2 separate regions of the Homo sapiens genome follow, and region 2 is linked to region 1. A link is a loop called in an ENCODE intact Hi-C map of the cell type or tissue named here. Cell type or tissue: prostate gland. All regions are shown on one strand. Links, peaks and the distances in the headings refer to the core of each region. The heading gives the core; the rest is flanking DNA.

Evidence for each region. Hi-C counts contacts between places; a loop is a spot of excess contacts. Peaks named below come from ENCODE experiments on the same cell type or tissue, not always from the same donor. Only the 100,000 strongest peaks of a DNase experiment are listed, where the experiment ranks them.
Region 2: it touches region 1 in a loop (6-fold over the local background); 3 of 110 quality-filtered maps call a loop at or near these places.

The regions. Positions count from the first base shown.
Region 1 is chr2:217,355,757-217,367,358 of GRCh38, forward strand. The region is part of intron 8 of DIRC3 (disrupted in renal carcinoma 3); the gene reads right to left. Among named protein-coding and RNA genes, the nearest start is that of DIRC3-AS1, 79 kb to the left of the region's middle. In prostate gland, for the core only: no CTCF peak of the experiment used is centred there; DNase peaks (open chromatin) are centred at 5,265 and 5,552; H3K27ac peaks cover 2,329 bases.
Region 2 is chr2:217,405,493-217,417,094 of GRCh38, forward strand. The region is part of intron 8 of DIRC3 (disrupted in renal carcinoma 3); the gene reads right to left. LOC124907981 (a long non-coding RNA gene) reads left to right here and starts at 7,029. Exons shown (of 2, transcript XR_007088086.1): 1 at 7,029-7,125; 2 at 7,360-7,605. RefSeq lists enhancers at 489-658, 6,522-6,691. In prostate gland, for the core only: no CTCF peak of the experiment used is centred there; no DNase peak of the experiment used is centred there; H3K27ac peaks cover 2,728 bases.

The DNA.
Region 1 (11,602 bases), core at 3,351-8,350:
ATGAGAGTGGAGCCCCTGTGATGGGATTAGTGCCCTTATAAGAAGAGGAGTAAACAGAGCTTGTTCTCTCCACCATGGGAGGATATAGCAAGAAGGTAGCTGTCTCCACACCAGAAAGAGGGTTCTTGCCAGATGCTGAATCTGCCAGCACCCTGATCATGGATTTTGTAGACTCCAGAACTGTGAGAATTAAATGTCTGTTGTTCAAGCCACTCACTTTATGCTATTTTGTTATGCAGCCTGAGCTAAGGCACTGTGGCAGGGAAGTGGAGGTAGAACAATCCAATTTCAGATAGGAGCAGGTGCAATTGGGGGGCTGCCAGATGTCCCAGTGGTTGAACAGACAGCAGAGGTCATGTGAGAAGTCCAGGCTAAAGATACAGACTCAGGGGCCATAGCCCTATGAAGGAATGTACAGCCATAGGCATATATGATATGGCCAGGGTGATGGGCAAGGGTGAGAAGAGAAGAGGCTTGGGGGCATCAACATTGAAAGCAGCAGAGACTTAGCTTTGTCCACAGTGATGTTCACAGTTCCTGTGGTCCAGAGTGGGGAGGAGTCCAGAGGTCATATACTGAGTCATGGGCAGGTGATCCTAGTACATAATTCTGCCCCGGACAATAGCTTTTGTTTCTAGCCTAGTAACAGTGGGGCTAGAAGGAGTTGACATCTATGAAAGAACCTGAGTTAGATAAGTGAAGTCTCCTGTCTACATCACATAGATTTAAAAATTCTCTGTAACTATAAAACATTATACTCATAATAATTCTCACTGTGATTCTAGCTATTATTCTCTCCCATTTTAAAGATGAAAGACTTTAAGTTCAGAAAAGTTACTTGGCTTATACCAGGTAATTCAGGGACAATGGCAGAGCCTGAAATTCTTCCTAGTCGTCCAATTCAGGTTCACTCCCCTGTTCCTGTTTTCTTAAACTCCTATTTATTGCAGCTATATGTTTATGTTAATTTATTCTCTTCTTAACCTGTGGATCCTCTCCATGAAAACAATAAGAAAAAGACACTTTGGCTGAAGAGGTGGAAAAATACAGCAGGAGAGAATTCCTCTGAGACCTAAGATACCGTGCCCTTCCCCCTTGGCCTCTCAGCTGCTGCCGAGTCCTGGAGAAAATCGGGCATCTGAACAGAGGCCGTGTTTGTCCCTGCTCCGGCCTTGTGTTCTCATTCCTGCCACGCCATCATGGATAATGAAAGTTGACTGGCTGCCGGGGTTTCCTTTCTCTCTGCCCCTGTCATTTCCATTTGCCAGGTCTCATGCCTTTTTTGCACAGAGTTGTTGTGCTTGGGCTCTAATTTGCCAGGCAGTGATAAATTCCAAGAAAAACCCATTCTTATTGAATTATTTTTGGAATGTTATGCAAACAACTCTAAATTGTGTGGCAGCCAACTCCACTCTAAGATCTAGTTTTGACTTCATGTTAATTCAAGTAGAGGAGAGAAAGAAAGAAACAAAAACTCAAAATGCTGAGATACCATCTTTCATTCTCAAGGAGAATTTTTTAAAGTCTACTCCTTTGATACAAGGGTCTAAGCTCCCTTTCAGGACTTAGGCAGTGAAGATCACACTCCCGTACCAGGAGTCCCTCACAGAATACACAGAGGGAAAACCTCCCTCTTCAGTTCTCTAGAAGAAGAAAGGCTGGGCCAATTAGCCAGGTGTGGTGGTGGGCACCTGTAGTCCCAGCTACTCGGGAGGCTGAGGCAGAAGAATGGCGTGAACCCGGGAGGCAGAGCTTGCAGTGAGCTGAGATCGTGCCACTGCACTCTAGCCTGGGTGACAGAAGAAGACTCCATCTCAAAAAAAGAAAAGGAAAGACTGGGCCAAATTGAAAGCCCACTGAAGCACGCAGCGTAAAGCTATGATCTCCTCTTTGGGAAAGGATTAAACAAGACTTCTATCCTTGAGTTCAGGCCTTAATAGAAGATGTCTTGTCCCAGGAGACTTTTTAAAACAAGAAAAGCAAGTAGCAATAGCTATTTTCCACCCCTGAGCCCTCTACCACCACCTCCAAGAAATAGTTTAGAATGAAGCTCTAATTCCACTAGAGCCAATACATTTCTGATTCCAGGAGTGAACAACTGTCATTTCTCTATTTCCACATTTTCTAGTCAAAGTCCTTCTTTTTGTTTTGTTTTGTTGATAGAACATTCCATTCTCCACTTGCTGTCCATTTTAGAACTTGCTAAGCTAATAAGATGGAAACCTGGAGGCGCTGAGAACTCTTGTCCCTGCCATAAGGGCACTTGCATGAGACTGAAGCCAGGACAGGAGTGGGGAGAGTTGAGAGGTGGAGTGGACAGAGTCCTGGGCACATCATCCGAGCACCTGCTTCAGCCCTTGCCTGAGCCAGATCTGCCTCCAGGCTCTGTAAATACAAGAACGAGTAAAAGCCAGAATCTTCACTACTAAGCTTTCCCAGTCTCCATTTCTTCATCGGAAAAATGGAAAGGACAGCATGCAGAGCTTTTAACTGTGTTCTGTAGACTCTGGAATTCCAAAAGTCTTGTTAAAAATGTCATTGTGTGCACAAGTATCTGACTATACACAACAGAATTTGTGAAGAAGAGGGACTGAAATTCCTGAGTTAAAATGTTTATCACGACAGCACAGGTGGCCCCCTATTGTCTGAAGATTCCAATCAAAATTCCTCCCCCTGGCTCCCCAGCTGTCCCTGTTTACATTTTCAGCCTTATCCCTTAACATACCTTTCCATTCCCTATCCTCTGGCCAAACCGAGACCTGCACTATTGTCTACTTGTCCTCAGTGCTGTCCTCTGGGTCCTTGCAATCATAGAGTCTTCCTTTCATGGAACGCCCCCTCCACCCAACCCCACCTCGCCTAGTTATACCTCCCCATCCTGCAAAGTCCCATTCAAGATCCGCCTTCTCCAAAAGTCCTCCCTCAAGTCTCCGTCCCGTTCTGCTTCTAAGAAAAAGCTCCCGTCTCTGAATCCCCAAAGCACTTTATCTGAACCTGACTTATGTTACTGAATCAAGGTCCCTTTATGCATCACTTCAGATTCCCTTGCCTCAGGTGATTCAGGGGGTCCATGGCCCCTTGTTCTGTCCCAGTTGCCGCTGAGGCCAGCAGAACTGTGTGGACTCTGGCCAACTGCACAGGGACACAACCGGGCGGTGCCTTGCTTCGTGCTCATGCTCTAAACCTCTTGCCTCCTGTCTTAGCATATTCCTGCTGTTACTGAGACATTAGAGCCAGAGGAATATACATGGGTGCTCAGTGGGCATGCATGTGCCCCCCCTCACACACACCACCCACACATGCACACACACACATGCACACACACATACACGCATTCACACGCACACACATATGTACAAGTAGTTAAGGGAAGTTAATGCTCCCTAGATTGAAGCTTTTGTCAGTGGGACACAGGAGCCAGGGAAAAATTTCTTCTCTGTTCTCTTTCCCCTGCCCACCCTCTAGGAAGAGGGTCTGTGAGAGTGATCAATTATTTACACTTATTACCAAGTGGTATCCAGCTCAGGAAACCTTTCCTTCCTTTTCTCTTCATTTCTCCTTTCCTGGGTTTGCATTCCCCAATAAAGAAGTAGCATGATAGTTTTTGTATCCAGTTCTGATTTCCGGGGCACCCAAACCTATCACTTTTTACTTGACAACACAGTTGCTTATGCATGTATCTTGTTCCACCTGACTAGACTACATAATTATTGTGAGTTTCTTTATCTGCATTATAATCTAGCATAATGTTAGTGCTCAATATGGTCTGTGGCATGAATGAATGACAAGAGGTTTTGGAAAATGTAGTGTCAACAGGGACCTGAAGACCCTAAACTGACACACACAATATGGAGGGATGGGAGGGGAATGTGTTCTTACATTATGACTTCTGTTCTCAAGCCGATAACTGGTTAGTCTGTTGGATGTACCAGAGCACAATTCAAACCAAAGGATAGCTTCCTTCTTATGCCAGTACAATAGTGTGCACAATGAGGCAGAATATAGAAAATTATTAGGTCAGACTCCTTATATAGAACCGAAGGCAGCCAGACACCAGGGAGCAGAACATAGGGAAAATAAGAGGAGAGAATTCCCTTAGAGGTAAAGAAACTGATGGCCTGTTACTTTTCACAATATTTGCAAAGGAGAAAGGCAAATTCACAATGGGGCTAAAGAACCGTCTCAAGAGAGACCTTATTAGAACTGTAGGAGGACTGGGATGGTCCCAACCGAAGTCTGCTGGAAGGAAAGGAGACCATTCTCCCAGGGGCGGGCAGAACTCACCCCGAATGACTGCGAGTTCCTTTTATCACTACCCCACCAACTCTGATTCAGTCTTTTTTGCATCTTGTTTCATTAGGGTTGGAACCTTGATACCTATGTGCAGCCTTGAAACCACTGTGGTCTATGCCTGTATCCAGGCCAACAAGGACATGACCATGGCAGTGGAGAGGCATCCATCAGTCTGCTTTAGGGCAGTTTTTAACAAAGGCACCTGCAGAAGGAACTGAAACAATACTCACCCATAATTGGGCAGCTCAGAAGCTCTTGTTCCCTCTCAGCCCTGTATTTGGAAGCAGGACTGTGCACTTTGGACTGTGTCCCGGCAGTTCTTGGACCTCAAAAGAGTAACACTAGTCCTCCTGCTAATGAGGACTCGATCAGCTAATTGCAAATGAAAAGATGAGACTGCATTCATAAGGGGATGAAGTGGTTCCTCCTGGTCATTCCAGGACTTGCTGAGTCTGTCTGCAATAGGTACACTTCGTTGACTAAAACCTTTCTAGGGTACCAGGTGTAGCCATGGCTTATTGGAAAGTATGACCCATGCAGAGAAAAACAAAACAGGAGATGGGCAGAGGACAGGAGATGAGTAATTGCACCTGTCAGAAAATGAGGATAATGGTTAAGGATACTAGCATGGAAGCTCTGAGTTTTATGGAGAAAAACACCAGGGCAAATACGAGGAATTATTTGTCCTCAATGTCCCCTGGAGAAGGTGGAGTTGATCATTGGGGCCTTGGTGGCCTGTATGACCTTCCAGCCAACAATATTTAAAGTGCCTGCTTACACTCAGTGGTTAGCACAGGCATTACACCACCCCATCCCTGCTGCCCACCCTGAAGATACAGGCAGCTCTGATTTTGTGACATGCTATTTTTAAAACAACCAAATCATTTCTACATTGCCCCCTTCACAGCCTAGAGGAAGGAACTGGTTGCCTCACCAATCTTTGGCACCAAAGTGCTTCACTGCGGATGTCTTTTTTTCTGCTGTCATACCGTCCTGATTAAGATTAATTGTCCCAGTCGAAGTGACTCACTTAGAAAGGATGGGAAGGGTGGAGGGAAGAGGGCAGTTTGCTTCTTTTTTTTTTTTTTTTTGCCTACTTCAATGTTTGTTCTGAAAGATCCAAAAGAATACAGGAGTGTAGCAAAGGAATTTAAAGTGTGGAACATGTAATAAAGGAGATCAAGTGAAAAAGCTATTATGGGCTCCATGTTTATCTTCAGCTCAGTGACTTTCAGAGGAGCATGCACTTGGCTGGGGAGCCTGGAGGGTGTGACTGCTCCCTGCCAGTTGGAGGGCCTTGACCTGAACTCTCAAAAATTCAGCTGACCTCGTCCAGCCCCAGCTACTCTAAAAACAAGGCTACAACATCTCCCCTCACTGACACAGATACACCCCTATGTATATATTAAAACCTCAAAAGTTCATTTTGGGTGCAGAAATCATATACAACCAAGGGAGCAACTGAGTAAGAAAAAGAAAATATATAACGACTAAACTAAAAGCTGTACCAAAGAGGAAAGAGATATTATTTATAGAACAGCTTTCACTTGCCAGGCATTAGTGCAAAAGTTGATTCTTTCTGAGATACTTCTCCAGAACTCAGATTTGCACATCCTCTCTGAGTCTATCCCTCCAGCTCTGAGAGGCTCCCACTCCCTGGCAAGCACCTCAGACTCCTTTGTTGATGGAGTGGGCCTGGCTGAAGCAACTCTGGCTATTTTGGGGATAGTTATAGAATACTTATAGAGGCCTTATTCAAAAACTCATGACCACTACTCTCATTTCAAATTAAAAACGTCTATCCTCTATGCTTTTTTTCCCCACCTTATTACCTTAACAAAAAGAAGAAAGGTTTGGCAAGGAAAGAAGTGTATGGCTTTGCTGATTCTGTGCATTCAATAGAAATCAAATTGTCATGACTTGTGAGGAAGAGAATTGGGCAGGGTGTCAGTAGACTGAAGCACACAACATCCAGCCCAGAACAGGCCACATTTGGTAGCCATTGGCTAATGAATGAATGGATGAATGAGTGAACTTAGGTATGAATCCCAGCCCATCAACTAACCAGTCGTGTGCCCTTAGATAAACTACTTCTATTTTCTGGACCTCAGAGATTATCTAGTTCAACAGAGGAAACCAGCCTTAGCATCTAGCTCAGATACTCCTCTTACTGTCCCATCAGCCTGGAGTCTGTATATTCCTGGGGGGCTGTCTTGACATTTCCTTTTTCTGAAAAGACCATTTGAAACCATTCCTGTTCTACATCTACATCTTGGGCTGGATGAACCTTGAACATGCATCTCTCAATTCCAACTTGAGCCCACCGAACAGCTTAACTGAAATTTTCTCTGGGTTCCAGTGCTCCAAGTCCAGAGGCTTCCATATCTGCTCTTGCCAAATACAAGTGGTTGGCAGATAACCCTGCAGTAACTCATCACCCCAACAGTAACTCATCTGTATTCACTCCACCCCAGCTCTACACAGACAAGTCACCACAAATGGATTGATGGCAATTTGAATTCATTGCCTACATGGGAAATTTCTTTGAGGGGAGTATCTGGCTACATCCTTAAGTTACAGATAAGATACTTATTCTCAAACAAGTAGCCAAGGAATATTATCATAATCCTGTCTGTCCTAGTATTTGATACCTTCATAATAGTTATTCCTCTAACTTAATCAAGGTTTAGTTATTTTCAGCCTCTCCCTCTCTCTCTCTCTCTTTCTCTTTCTCAAAGAGTTGGAGGGATTATCAGCCATACGAACATAAGTCAATGCAATCTTGGCCAAATTTAGGTAAATGGACAGGATGCAGATAACGCTGGGGACTCAGAAGGTTGAGCCGAAGCTGCAGAGTCTAGATAGCTTCCGCCTTCCATTGTCCCGTGATGCTTGCTCTGATAGTCCCTCTATCTCTTCCCTGCATTCCAGACTTGCTTAAGAATTAGAGAATATCAGACCAAGAAATCTCAAGCTCCATTCCAGCTCTACTCTCCTCCTTTCAGGGATGAGAAAGCTGAGGCTCAGAGAGGTTAAGGTTGCCTTCCAAAGTCACAAAGCCAACACAGCCCAGCCTTGCCCCATGTCTCTTCCACTACCACTCAGGACACACCCAGTCACCTCAATTCCCACAGGACCATTGCAGTTGGAACAATTTTAGCAACAATGTTTGTTACTGATCAACCCAAGCTTCCCTGAAATGGAAAACAGGGAAATGCTGGGGCAAGAAAGATAGCCAAGGGATTTACAGAGAAATAAAAGCTCCAGAAGAGAGGCCTTCATGACCTAATTGTGGCCCTATAAGCCCAGAGCATGCTGGATATTTTGCTTTGTTTTATTGCTTTTTTTTTTTTTACTTGCCCTTCTCATTCTTATCCCCACTTAGTTTTGCATGGGAAAGAGAAGGTCAAGGATCTGGAAAGACAAGGAAGGTATTTTATTGGCCAGAAATTTGCAAGACGTCATATTCCTGCTTTATCAGTATGCCTGACCCATTGATTGGAGATGGTTCTTTACCTCCTGGCTCCTTTTAGGCCCTGTAAATTCAACGCTTTTTAATTTTTACAGAACAGTTTATGGGCTGCAAAAAGGGGAAGCTGGGGGAATCTGTTGTCAGGGGCTGCATTGAGCAATGAACCATCTTCTCAGTGTTCTTTTTCTTTCCTCCCACAGGAAGTCTTGTAAATGAGCACTTGGACTTTCTGAGGGAGATTGAAAAAGGTTTTTGGGGGGCAAGGCATGAAAGGGCAGACAGATTATGAAGGGGCCTTCAGGAAAATCTGAGACACCGTCTACCTCTGGTCAACTTGGTTATTTGTGGGACAGGAGAAGATTCCAGCAGATCATTCTCAAAATCTACTCTGAACTATTCAGCCTGTGAGGAAAAGAGGAATGTGTGACCTGATGATTTAAGCTAGAACTGATCAACTTTTTTAGGAGTTGACATTTTGAAAGGAGTGATCTGGGGACAATGTGGAAGGATCTAAAGAACTCAGTGATTTAGAATTCTCTAACTCTCTAAAACTTCTCTAGAGCACCATGATCTACACTCAGCATCTCCATAGCAGCCAGACAGTCACTTAAAGATGGTAACTGACAGAGACCAACCAAGACATGAGAGGCAAAGAGTCAAAGCTAAACTTGAGAAAAATATTATCTGTAAGACAGTTGATTAAGGGGCAAAGTAAGTTGCTATAATTTTATTTATCAATTGAGCAAAGCTTGAAAGATGAATTAGATTTTTAAAAATGCCCTTACATTTTTAAAGCTTGAGAATCCAACCAAAAAGTAGAGTTAGGAAAATTGAGGAATCATTATCACCATCACCAACATCATCATCATCATCACCACCATCATCATCACCATTGTCATCATCATCATCATCACCATCACCATCATCACCACCATCATCATCTTCACCATCAACACCATCTTCATCATCACCCACCTCTTAGTGAACATTTATTAAAAGCTTGTTGGATACTTGGCATCTTTTGAGTGCTTTACATACATTATTTCAGTCCTCACATCATCTTTCATGAGACAGGACTGTTATTAGCCATATCCTACAGGTCAGGAGAATGGGAGGAATTTCTCCTCACACTCTAAAAAGGGGTGGTAAAGAGAAGAAAACTAACCTTTTCCAAGGTCTAATTTTAGCCTCTACAAGTTAGAAAGCAAATGCTCAGAAGATTTCAGCTTCCATTTAGACTTCCCAATTTTTCCTTCCTCTCAAAGAATAAATGAATTAATGCTAATATATGGAAATTCCAAAGGAAGAGAGAAGAGGAAAGTGGCTTTTAGGAAAAAACAAAATTAGACTGGTTTCTGCAGTAAATTTGGGAAGATCCCGACTACAGTGATTTGAACCCTTGCTTGTGCTCCTGTCTTGGGATGTCTTTGCTTGTCTAGCTTCAGAAGACTTCTGGAAAACCCCCACCTATTCATGGAATGCTCTACTCTATCCCACCTTCATATACCTGAGACCCCTTAGGAAGGTATTCTCCTGAGTGAAACTCAGTGCACTTGAACCCTCTATGGGTGGTAGAGTGGGAGGGAAGGGGGCCTTGCAGGCAAGGCTTTGGGTCAATTTCTGCAAAGTGCTGCCAACAGCAACTATCCACTTAGCCTAACAGGGCCCAGGAGGGGTGATATTGAATCTCTGCTCTTTCCTGTACCTTGAGTTGTATTACAATAGGTCTGTTGAGCTTTCCTAGTAAGTATCCCACACCAGAGGGATGGTAGTTATGTCGTTTGATGCTGGAGGAAGGTGAGAAGGGAGAAAAAATAGTACTGTAAAAGCAAACTAGAAAAATTAGAACTGGGAAATTTCTACAAGGGAAACATAAAATATCATTAAATCAATTTAGATTCTTCTGGGAAGAGGTGTATTTGAGGGGGTGGATCGGGATGCTAATAAACAGTGCATACTGGAAGTTTCCAAAGGAGCAGAAACCAGACTCCTTCCAAGGACTGGGGTGATGCATTTAGAGAAATAACACCCTGGGATTGTCATAGGCAGCCCTGCCATATTCACAGCGAGGCATAGTGCCAGAATCCATGTATTTTCAAATCAATTCTCAAATCCTCTGAATTATCAAGCATTTTATTTGCCTTTAGAGTAGACTCGCTTTATACACCATAAACATTTCATTCAGGCATTAAGTTCTGGGCTCTGCCTCTCGTTTACTTAGCCCTACTCCTGCAAAGGCAGCTGACTTTCTGTCCACTTTCTTTGACTGAGCCTAGTGCAGTTAAGATAGGATCTCCAGTTGCTTGGAGCTAACAACATCTTTTTATATATTACTTACCCTTTAATTCCTGCTGAGGTTTCAATGCAGATGCCCTGATGCTATAGGCACAATAATGTCCTCAGAGATGGCTTCATCCCCGAACCTGTGACTGTTACCTTACACATCAAAAGGACTTTGTAGCTGTGTTTAAGGATCTTGAGATGAAGAGGATTACCCTAGATTATCCAGATGGGCCCAATGTAATCACAAAAATCCCCAAAAGATGGAAGAGTAAAGCAGAAGAGACAGAGAAGGTAATGTGATGATTTTTTTCACAGAGGTCAAGCTTCACCTCCTCGGAGAAGCCTATCTTGTCTTTCCTTGTGAAATCAGTTGTCTTATTTGTAGCCTCTTTGCATTATCTACCACAATCACCACCACAACTGTGGGATGAGTGTGTGATTATTCTATTAATGTCTGTGTCCTTCACTAACTCATGAAGGCAGGGACTGAGCCAGATTTTGCTTCCTTCTGAATTCCCAGCACACAGCAGGTACTCAATAAATATTTGTTGAATAAATGAGCAAATGAAAGGGTGAGCAGAATCTAACCCCCCTACGGTTCTGAGTATTCTTTAGTGTGGGTGGAAACACAGCAGTCCATGAGGCACCCCACTGACCGGTTCTTTGCTTCTTGTTTTTGTATCTTGCTCAGACCAGAATATTTATCTTTACATATGGTCTTAATACATTTCTGCTGAGAGAACAGCAGTATCTGTGACTCCAATCAATGGCTCAAGGAGTTTGCAAGGATGGAAATTTTCCTTTTTCTATGTTATGATTTGTATTCAGATTATTCTGATTTAACTCTTGACCCAGCAGCCCCACCGGTGTACAATGATCTCTGTTGTTAGACTGGAGATCTCCCGCAGCTTTTCTCTTCTCTGAGTGTGAAAGACCATCCACTTATTCAAAGACCAAGATCCAGAGCCCAGTTTTGCAATACCCCAGGGGGATCCCATTTTCAAATAATCAGAACAAACTCTATTGAAAATCACTTCAACCTTAGTGCACCCCTGCATTTATTTTTAAAGGAAGTTGTGAGTGAAGTTACAAAAAATAAACAAGAGCAGTAAATACTAAAATGGCAGCTACACTTGATCCAGACAGTTATTGCATACCAACTACGAGTGAAGCCCTGAAATAAGGTTGGGAGGCACTGTCTTTTGTTGGCACACTCTTATTTCCCTTATGTCTCTGAGCACAAGTTCACTTTGACCCTCACAACTTGCCTGGGAGAGCGACAAGGTATTAATCTCTTTAAGTGCTGAAGTCACAGGTAATTACTCACTCTGTTTATCTGGGTGCTTCATCTTTGTCTTCCTGTGCTCCTCATGCTGTCTGACACATAGTAGGCCTGGAGGCGTATTTTTGAAGGAACAAATGAATGCCTGGCTTCTTTCTAAAGGGAGATTTTTAAATTGATTTGCCCAACATTACTCAGTAAGCAAAGGGCCTTCGATGTGCAGCCTGCTGACCTAATCCCAAGTCCAGCATTCCTTCCTCTCTGCTGTCCAT
Region 2 (11,602 bases), core at 4,503-9,502, 51 kb after region 1:
GCAAAGATGGGAAAATGCAGTCCCATGATGCTCCAGTTGTCAAGAACATCGAAAACAGACCCACAAGGCCAAGTTACCCACTGTGGAGTAAGAAAACAGACAACACTAAGGCCAAATTCATGCACTATGTATGTTTTTACCCAGAGCAGCGCTATGGAAGAAGCAGTGACTATAACCTCACTCACAGGTTGAAGCTCATTCAAGGTGCCTGCAGCAATGGATACCAAGGCTCTCCTGGGTGGTGCCACAATGCAGCAAAAGGCACACTATGGGAGAAGAGCTTGAAGGACCACACAGATGGAGTGTCCCAGTCACCTAGACACATGCTATGCAGTGCTCACAGTTCTTTATATTATCTCATTTAACCCCTATTAACAACAGATCCCAGAGCTGTTATTGGCCCCAGTGTTTCAAATGAGAAAACTGAGGCAATGAAAGCTATGAAAGCTTAATGACTCAGTCAAGGTCACATGGCCTGGAAGAAGAGAAATCATTGCCTCCAAATCTAATTTTCTTGGTGTTGTCTCATTAATGCATAGGAAGATCAGGGCTTTGGAAATGAGTGTCATGCTATAGAGATAATGCTTCCCCCCCCACCCCCGCCCAAATCTGGGTACTTCACAGTGAGTCTATGAGTTATTAACTGCCTCTACTAGAGTTAATGAATTAAAAAAAAAAAACTATGACTTTTGAGAAATTAGTCAAGTCTGCCATTGGGATAAACTAGATGCTTATTTCATTTACTCAGGAGCACCTTTCGCTACAGCTTTGTGATTGCGAGCTCGGCCTCTGGAATCAAACTGCCTGGGTTTGAATCCCAGCTTACACTTACTGGCTGTGTGCCTTTGGGTATGTAACTTAGCTTCTCTGTGCTTCAGTTTCCTTATTTGCAAAATAAAGAGAATAATCGTATCTACATATGCAATTAGTAAACTTTCAATCGTGTTTGGTACATATTAACTGTCTGACAAAAGTAGCTTGATTTGTCATTTGTATCCCATTATATCACTTTTTTGTTGGGTGCCTTTGGGTTTCAGAGAATGGAGACCTGCTTGGATTACCTCAGATGCTGGGGGCTTATTACAAAGATACATGGCATAAAAGAAGACCAGGGGCCGGGTGCGGTGGCTCACGCCTGTAATCCCAGCACTTTGGGAGGCCGAGGCAGGCGGATCACGAGGTCAGGAGATCGAGCCTATCCTGGCTAATATGGTGAAACTCCGTCTCTACTAAAAATACAAAAAATTAGCCGGGCGTGGTAGTGGGCACTTGTAGTCCCAGCTACTCGGGAGGCTGAGGCAGAAGAATGGCGTGAACCCGGGAGGCGGAGCTTGCAGTGAGCCAAGATTGTGCCACTGCACTCCAGCCTGGGTGACAGAGAGAGACTCTGTCTCAAAAAAAAAAAAAAAAAAAAAAAAAAAGACCAGGAACTTCACAACTGCATGACTGGCCACATAGATCTGGAAAATCATTATTTATCTTTTCAGCTGTTGCATGCATAAATTGCCATATTGCCAAACTAGTGTTTGTCCGCTTGTCTGCAAAGTAAGAATCCTTTACTCCTGTTACTCATTTTTCCTCCCTCTCTTCTTTTCTTCCTTTTGTTTGTTGCAGAAGGTTGAGTAAATTGCACTCCTCAGTCCATGGCCCATTATTTATCTTGTTTGCTTATTTATTTCATCTCTATTCCTTCATCCTAGTTTTTCTTCCTCCCTCCCTTAGGCAAACACTCTTATTTGTGTTTAATTTAGATCCTTTGGTTTGTATGTATTCTTAGAAAACATTCATTTTTTTAATCCATGTATTTTTAATTTAAAAAAATGGTACTTTGCTATATATCTCTTTTTGTTCCTTACTTTTTTCACCCAGCACTGTTTATCAATTCATCTGTGTTATTAGATGCTCAGCCAGGCTGTTCATGCTCACTGTTGCTTCATTCTCCATGATGTATACTCACCATATGCTGCCTACCTAATCTGCATTGATGGATTTCCAGATTGCCGCCAACTTCCTGTCACCACAAACAACACTATAATGAACATCTTCAAAGATATCTCCTTATGGATCCGGGTGAGATATCCTTGGAAATACATGTAGGGTCCATTTTAATTTGACTAAGTTGTGTCAGATTGCTCACCAGAAAGCCTGTTCCTGGAGACACTCCCAGCAGCAGTACACAAGTTCCCACACCCACACCAACCCTTTGGCATGCTGCAATTCTCCAACCTTGCAGCCATTGCTTCTCCATCGTTCTCCTCTTTCCACAATCTTGCTGCTTCCTCGGGCTGTTTCTGCTCTCACTGCCCACCTACCCCACCCTGCTGCTACCTGTCCTCACTTTTTTCTCTGGCCTCCCCTACACCCCATGTGGTTCCTTCATATTCATGGCTTCTGCTTTTTGAATAAACATGTTTGAATATTTTCTAGTATTCTTTTTTCCTCCTTGTCTTTCTCTTTGACCTTCAAACACTCTAATTGGGCTCCTTAGTTGCTACCCAGTCTAGCAACATCTGTGAGGTGAAATTCCGTTTTTTTGGGGTTTTTTTGTTTTTTTTTTTTTTTGAGATGGAGTCTCGCTCTGTTGCCCAGGCTGGAGTGCAGTGGCACGATCTTGGCTCACTGCAAGCTCCGCCTCCCAGGTTCACGCCATTCTCCTGCCTCAGCCTCCCGAGTAGCTGGGACTACAGGTGCCCACCACCATGCCTGGCTAAATTTTTGTATTTTTAGTAGAGACGGAGTTTCACCGTGTTGGCCAGGATGGTCTCAATCTCCTGACCTCATGATCCACCCATCTCAGCCTCCCAAAGTGCTGGGATTACAGGCATGAGAGGTGAAGTTCTTTTTTTGGGCCACTTCTTATGACTACTGTGGATCAGCTCAGATGTCTACCCCTGGCCCAACAGATGTCTCCAGGGTGTTGAAGGTCACCGGTCTAAACTCTATTGACCCCTGGGGAAGGAGTATCTGTTACAGGCTCTTTCCATAGAAGGGGGCTATGGCTATGGCAGGCATTCAGAGTTCTATGAACTGCTCAGTATACACATTCATTTGGTATTTTGTTAAATTCACCATTTACCAATTTTGATGTGAAGTGGCCACAGTTACACAAGAAAAACACCAACCTTGAAAATTATTTTATACATAAATGTTACCAGAAAGAGGTCCCAATCCATACCCCAAGAGAGGTTTCTTGGATCTCATGCAAGAAAGAATTCAGGGCGAGTCCATAAAGTGAAAATGAGTTTATTGGGAAAGTAAAGGAATAAAGAATGGCTACTCCATAAACAAAGCAGCCCCGAGGGTGGCTGGTTGCCCATTTTTATTGTTATTTCTTGATGATATGCTAAACAAGGGGTGGATTATTCATGCCTCCCCTTTTTAGACCATATAGGATAACTTCCTGACGTTGCCATGGCATTTGTAAACTGTCATGGCGCTGGTGGGAGTGTAGCAGTGAGGACGACCAGAGGTCAATATCGTGGCCATCTTGATTTTGGTGGGCTTTAGCCAGCCTCTTTACTGGAAGCTGTTTTATTAGCAAGGTCTTTATGACTTGTATCTTGTGCCAACCTCCTATCTCATCCTGAGACTTAGAATGCCTTAACTGTCTGGGAATGCATCCCAGTAGGTCTCAGCCTCATTTTACCCAGCTCCTATTCAAGATGGAGTTGCTCTGGTTCAAAAGCCTCTGATATAAACACAGTGGGAAATCACCTATTCCTTGCCCATTGTTAATCTTGAGCCCCTGTTTTCCTCCTTACAGTACTTCCTCCACACGGTATTGGGGAAATTATGTCTTAATCCAGAGAATATGTTGTTCCCCTTGCCTGGAATATTCTTTCCTAACTCCCTTTTGCCCTGACTAAAGTGACCCCATTCTTCTGACATTAAATTTCACTCTGGTAAGATCTTCACTGACCTCTACTCTAGGATAGGTTCTCCTACTGAATGTCCCCATCTCCTATCCTCACACACAATACACTTTATTATAATTAAATGTCATCCTGTCCTGCAAGATATGAGTTACCTGAGTATATAATTGCACCTGTTCCTTTCACTACTGCATTTCTACTGTTCAGCAAAGTACTTTGCATCTAGTATGTGCCCAAAAAATCTGTGGCTGTCTTTGTTGAATGACAGAGAGGGATATCTCTGGGAGATTGAGTTTAAATCCCTGTCCTGTTATGACATCTGAGACAAGTCATAGTTCCTGTATTATCTACCTCACAGGGTTTTTATATATGAAAATGTTTTTTCAAATTGTGAAGGTCTACAAAAATAAGACAAAAGCATTTGATGGGAAAAGACACTCAGATAATTTTGTGCCTCTTCAGAGAAATTTAAATGATTTAAATGCCAATTGCTTGAGTAAGTGAATAAAATAATACCCTCATCCTAACATAATTTCATAAATCAAAGATTATCATCAAAGGGGTGTTAGAGACGGAGAGACTCTGGAGCTTATCCTTTGTTCTACCTGGAAATGAATTGACTTGGAATCTATGTGACTTGCCCAAGTCAAAAGCTGTAAACAAACAGGGCTCAGAAAAAGGGTCTTCTCTAGGCCTACCCTTCACATACTCAGAAGCATGTGCACTTGTAGGAGGAAGCCTGTCCAGCCGCACTTGGTCTCTGAGTGCTTACAGCAGCCAAGCAGCCTCCTCTTTGGCTGCTACCAAGCTGACCTTTGATTCGAGCTTCCCACAAGCCATTATTTCTTAAAATCATGGAATCATCAAATTCTCTAGTGCTTTTTTTTTTCATTTTTTTCTTTTCTCTGTGCTTCACACTGACCCATTTCTTCTCATTGACCCATGAAGAAGTAGCAAAAAGAGAGATGTGCACACTGAGTCAGAGCCTTTATGTGCTATGATCCAATATGTACCACACTCCCATTAGTTGGCTGGAAAGCTATCTGGGGTTTTGAGAATCTAGACCTCTGATTTCCAAGCAAGTTGAAGTTATTCCCAACACACATGGCTTCCCAGTAAGAAGAATTCTCTATATTTCTGTGTGTGTGTGTGTGTGTGTGTGTGTTTCTGGTTGCTACAGGAATTAGAAGCAGTGGCAAAAAAAATAATCCTAATAAGGAGTCCTTTGTGCCCAGCTGTTATAAAACAGGATTTTTCACAAGCATTTACTCTCTCCCCACAATGAAGCCTTAAAGTGCAAAAGTTCACCCTGAGCATTGCCCACTGCTTTTCTTTAAACCTTCCAAGAGACACACAAGGCTCTTATTTTTCAGGGCCCATCTGGCCATAAATTGCAATAGACATTAATTTATGAAAACAAATGACACCAGCCTACTCCACGACATTTTCAAATGGGAGTATTAGGCAGGGCAATAAAGCAGGAATAAAATAAAAACACTCAGACCCTGTAGCTGCCCTGGCAATGCCCCAAGCCACACAGGGACCCTCAATATCCCTGTTCCAACACACTCTGCTCTTGCAAAGTTACGGTTATTTGATCATAAGACATGAAATTCACTTTTTTGGCCAGAGTGTGGCAGGAAATTAAACATATCCAAGCCTTTCTCCATGTGACCAGAATCACCATTCTACCTGCAGAGTTTACATCAATGGTGATAACCACAGATAGAGCAAAGGAGCTGGATTATCAATACTGGCAGATGATTTAGCTGGTGGTTAATCCATTCTCCCCAGAGTCTAGAGGAGTTATTTCATTCTTGGGACTCTTGTCTAAAATTTGGTGTGTGGAACTTCTAGTAGAGTCAAGGGGATGGTTTACAGGCATGCAGAGGAAAGGTAATTTTAACCTCCTTATTATATACCTGCAATTGCCAGCATTAAGCAGACAAGCAGTGCCAACTCAAATACCATAGGAAAGATGCAAAAAGAAAGGGCTGAGTAATATGTCTGTGACTCTAGGCAAGACAGCTGGCCTTTCTAGTTTTCTGTTTTTCTGGATGCTTGAACCTAATGTATCTTAGTTTTTCAGACATGCATACTGAGGGCAGTAAGACGCACATATACATACAAGAAATCTTTGTGCTCTGAGAGATAATAGGTATAACTTTAAAACTCATTTTCATTTTATTTATTTGTTTATTTTTTGAGATAGAATCTCGCTCTGTCACTCAGGCTGGAGTGCAGTGGTTCAATCTTGGCTCACTGCAACCTTCTCCTGAGTTCAAGCAATCCTCGTGCTTCAGCCTCCCAAGTAGCTGGGATTACAGGCATGTGCCACTCATTTTCATTTTAAAAGGCTACACTTAGCATTAAAAATTAAATGGAGGCTGGAAGAGGGGTTACAGTCTTCTCCCGCCAGTCTCTCTTTCATCAAATGAAAAGATACAAGACTCATCAGACCCAAATGGGGGTTAAAAGATCAGCCTCTTTATTGCTGAAGGATATACCTAATCATTCTCTAAAAGTAGAACTTCTAGAAAATTTTTAGAGAGTAGGACTTAAACCTTGAGCTCAATGGAACTTCCTTCTCCTCCTACTCAAATCTTGGTCTCAGGACTCACCTATTTGGACAGCTGAGTTGAGAGTCTGACATAAATTCACCTGCCTAGCCACCAGCAAGGTACCTACAAGGAAGCACAGGGCTGCCCCATATCCTCTCCAGGATATCCTTTCCGGGCCCTCCATACTGGGGGACCTTGCCTAGAGAAGTTTATCTCATAGAATTTCCTATGAGGAGGAGATTAAAGACTATGATCCTGCAATTCCCCCGAGAGAACACAGAGCCAAGAAACTAAGAAACGATGTCATGTGTGAACTGCATATGGCATTTAACACTGTCCCCCATCCACTATTAAATGTGGTTCCATGAAAGTCAGGTCCTCAACAGTCAGGTTAGCTAGTCCTCCCACTTTGGGGAGGGGCAAATAAGCAAGTGGAGAGAGAAGATGGAAGTATTGTATTCTTTCTTTACCAGTCAAAGTGCAAACATGAGAAGGAGAGTATAACTGTTCCTCCTCTCAGTTGGAATTTCCTTACTGGGGGAATTCAGGAAACAGGAACATAACCAGTAAAAGAAACTTTGGCAAGACCTTCCTCAGAATGTTTCAAGACTGGGAGAGAACAACATCCCAAGTGGGGCAGAATTTTAATTTTTCTCTCTTGAAATGTTTCCAACCTTGGAACTGCATTCATGGTAAGATATCTGATTGATCCCATCCTGCAGCCTTCTTTGTTGGTCCTGGGGGTGGGTGGGCAAAAAATAACACCCCTCCGTATAGAAGGCCATGTTTTCCCTGATCTGCTGGAAGGTGAAGTGATGGCCCAAGGCCTAACAGCAGGGTCCTCACCACTGAGGAAAAGAGAGAATGTTCTGTAGATTTTCCCGAGACTGACATATATAAACTGTGAATCATTCACTTGAGGACAGGATGGGAAGAGCTGATGGAAGCCAAGTGGGAGAGAAAGTACAAAGGAAGATTTCCAGAGATAAAGAGAACAACTCCTCAGTGAGCCGGCTTGGAGAGAACAAGTGGAGGGAGGCACGTCTTCAGCCTGTCGTTAGCAGATGTTTACTAACTCACTGTGGTACTGGAGCCAGCTGGGGCTAACTGAGGAACATTTTCCATCCCAGATCCTTTGTGGTGAAAAAGAATAAAGTAGAAAATGAATGGCACCAGATTGTGTCCATGATTTATCATTTTAATCTTGTCACCAAGAATTGAAGAGACCCAGGCTAGGGCAAAGGAAAAGGCAAAAATATATATATTTGACATGAATCAGTTATTTGAGGTCAATCTGGGAAGTTTTTTTAGCACATAAAAAACGTCTAAAAGAAAGAATAGTAATCTAGTAATCTCTCATGGCAAACTTTCAAGGGTGAAGAATTTAATTTACTAAGGATGTACGGCAGCACAGTGTAAGGTTGAACACTAGCTCAACAAGTTAATAGGGATAGGATTCCTGCGATGGCAGAGTTTCTCCAGAGGTCACTTGACTGTTACTCAGACTCTAAGAAGAGCTGTTGTCAGCCCAAATATGGCCATGCTCTGTTCTTATGACTATGACTTGTTCCTGCGATTTGTAATATTTGGAATCAGCATCCTTTGAGAATTAGAACTTACGACAAATTTTCTTTCACCTCTTTCTTCTTCTCAGACTCTTTCCTATTCGTTCCTGCTTCAAGACTTTTGTACTTGCTGCCCTTGTGCCTAAAATGCTCTTGTATCAGCTCTTTACCTGGCTGATTTCCCTTCACCCTTCTGGTCATAGATTAAATATCATCTCCTCCAACAGGCCTTCTCTTATGGCCGCATCTAAAGCAAAGACAATTCCCTATGAGATTCTATCCCATTACTCTGTTTGTTTACATAATAGCAATTAACACATTATCAAATTTTAATAATTATCTGATTATCAAAGAGGAACTCAAAAGGGAAATTAGAAAATATTTTGAACTAAATGAAAATAAAAATTTGTGGTATGGCACTGAAGTAGTACTTTGGGAAAAATATATTGCCAAATGCTTAGATTAGAAAAAGATACACATCTCAAATCAATTACTTCAGCTTCTGCCTAAAGAAAATGAAAAAAAAAGATGCTTACCAGGGGAGATACCATAATCATCAAGAAAGTGCAAAAAGAAGAGTAAATTAAATCCAAAGTAAACAAAAAAGAAATGATAAAAATCAAAACAAAAATCTATGAACTATAAGAGTAAAACAATATAAAAAATTAATTAAACAATGAAATAATAGTTGTTTCTTTAAAAACATCAATAATCAACCTCAATCAGACTGATCAGGAAAAATCAGAGAGCAAGAAAGGACACAAATTACCAGTATCAGGAATGAGAGGTAGCATCACTACAGATTCTACCATATGAAAAGGACAATAGGAAAATATTATATATAACTTTATGCCAATAAATTGACAACCTAAGTGACAGGCAAATTTTTTGAAAGATATTGTGTTAATCTGTTCTTTGTGTTGCTATATAAAGAAATCTCAGAAACTAGGTAATTTATAAAGAAAAGAGATTTGATTGGCTAATGGTGCTTCAGGCTGTACAAGCATGGCACCAGCGTTTGCTCAGCTTCTGGAAAGCCTCATGGAGCTTTTACTCAGGGAAGAAGGCAAAGCAGCAGCAAGCACATCATATGGTGAAAGTAGAGCAAGAGAGAGAGTGAGTGTGGGTTGTGGGAGAGGTTCCAGACACTTTTAAAAAACCAGATCTCAGGAGAACTTACTCACTGTCGTGAAGACACAACCAAGCCACGAGGGATTCACCCCCATTGCCCAAACACCTCCCACTAAGACCCACCTCCAACGTTGGGGATTATATTTCAACATGAGATTTTGCAGGAACATATGCTCAAACTCTATCAGGCACAAACTACCAAAGCTCACTCAAGGAGAAATAGGTAACCTTAGCACAAATAACTTTATATCTAAGAAAAAAATTAAATTTGTAGTTAAAAATCTTCCCACAAAGAAAACTTCAGGCTTAGATGTCTTCACTGGTGAATTACATTTTAGAAAGAACTAATACCAATTCTACATAAACAACTCTAAAAGTTGAAAAGGACAAAATATTTTCCAACTCTTTTTATGAAATCAGGCTTACTCTGATACAAAAGTCATACAAATACATTATAGGAAAAGAAAATTACATACTAACTGTCATCAAACATAGATGTAAAATGTCTATACAAAGTTTTAGCAAATCAAGTTCAACAATATGTACAAGGAATTTTACAAATGACCAAATAGGGTTTATCCCAGAACTGCAAGTTTGGCTTAATATTTGACGACAAATCAATGCAATTCACCACTATTAGCATACTTTAAAAAATAAAACTCATATGATATTTCTGATAGATACCAAAAAAGTATTTGACAAAATTCAGTGTTCATTCCTTACCAAGAAATTAAAATTAAAATAAAAAAACCACAAACCTTCAGCCAACCAGGAATAGAAGAGAACTGCCTCAATCTTACTTAATGGTTAAAAAGCCAAATGTCTTTCTCCTAAGACAAGGTACAAGAAAATCATGTCTGCTCTAACAGTTTCTATTTACTGTACTATGGGTTTGAGTCAGAGCAGTCGGATGAGAGCAAGAACTAAAAACCATCCAGATTGGAAAAGAAGAAGTGAAACTTTCTTTATTTGCAGGCTACATGACTGAATAGTAGAAAATCAGATAGAATCTACAAAACATCAATTGGATTTCTATATGGTAACAATGAAAAAATAGAAATTGATGTTAAACATAATATTATTTATAGTAACATCAAAAATATGAAATATTTAAAGACAATTCTGACAACATATATGAAAGGGCTATGCCCTGAAAATTACAGAACATTGTTAAAGAAATCTTTAAAAACCCAAATAAATGGAGAGATTACATCATGTTCACGGGTCAGAACATTCATGTTGTTAAGATGTCAGTTCTCTCAAGATTGAGCTATAGATTCAGTGCAATCCTAATCAAAATTCCAGCAGATTTTTGGTATATTTAACAAACTGTTTCTAAAGTTCATGTGACAATTTAAAAGATCTAAAACAAATTTCAAGCAAAATTGAAAAAGAAAAACAAAGTTGGATGACTAACACTATCTGAGCTCAAGATTTATTGTAAAAGCTGAAGAAATCAGGACAGGGTGCTATTGGCATCAAGACCAACAAACAAACCAATGGAGCAGAAGACATGGTCCAAAAATAGATCCACGCAGAGATGGACAACTTGGTTTTTTACCAAGGTACAAAGATGATTTAGAGTAGGAAAGGTAGGCTGCAAAAAATTGTGCTGTAACATTTGGATATCCGCATGCCAAAGAATGACCTTCAATCCATATTTCACCTCATAATAAAAAATTAACCCAAAATACATCCCACTATGTAAAATCTAAACTATAAAACCTTCACAAGACAGCACAGGATAAAAACATGGCACATGTATGCATATGTAACTAACCTGCACATTGTGCACATGTACCCTAAAACTTAAAGTATAATAATAATAAAGAAAAAAAAAACATTTGTGAACTTGAATTAGGCAAAGATTTCTTAGGTCTTACACCTAAAGCATAATCCATAAAAGGAAAATAAATCATATATTGGCTTTCAAAGTTAAAAACTTCTCCTCTTCAAAAGACAGAATTTTGTAAATTCTGTAAAGAGAATTAAAAGATAAAAGGCAGCATAGGAGAACATATTTGTAAATAATATATCTGACAAAGAAGCTGTATTTAGAATTCATAAAGAACTCTCAAAATTCAATAATAAGAAAGCAAGTAATCAAATACAAATGGTCAAAAGATTTGAACAGACAGTCACTAAAGAAAAAGTATGGTTGGCAAATAAATAGACGGAAAGATGCTCAACATCAGCAGTTGTTAGGGGAATGCAAATCAAACTAGAATTAGATACCACTACGGAGTTATTGGAATGGCTAACATTGAACACACTGACCCATTTCATGTGTTGTCAAAGATATGGAGTGACTGGGACACACACATTACTGTTGGGCATAGCCACTTTGGAAAACAGTTTGGCAGATTTTTAAAAAGTTAAACATATACTTACTGTATAATCCACAATCCCACCCCTAGGTAAAATAATCACTTATCTTCACACACAGAAAACCTATGCATGGATGTTTACTGCA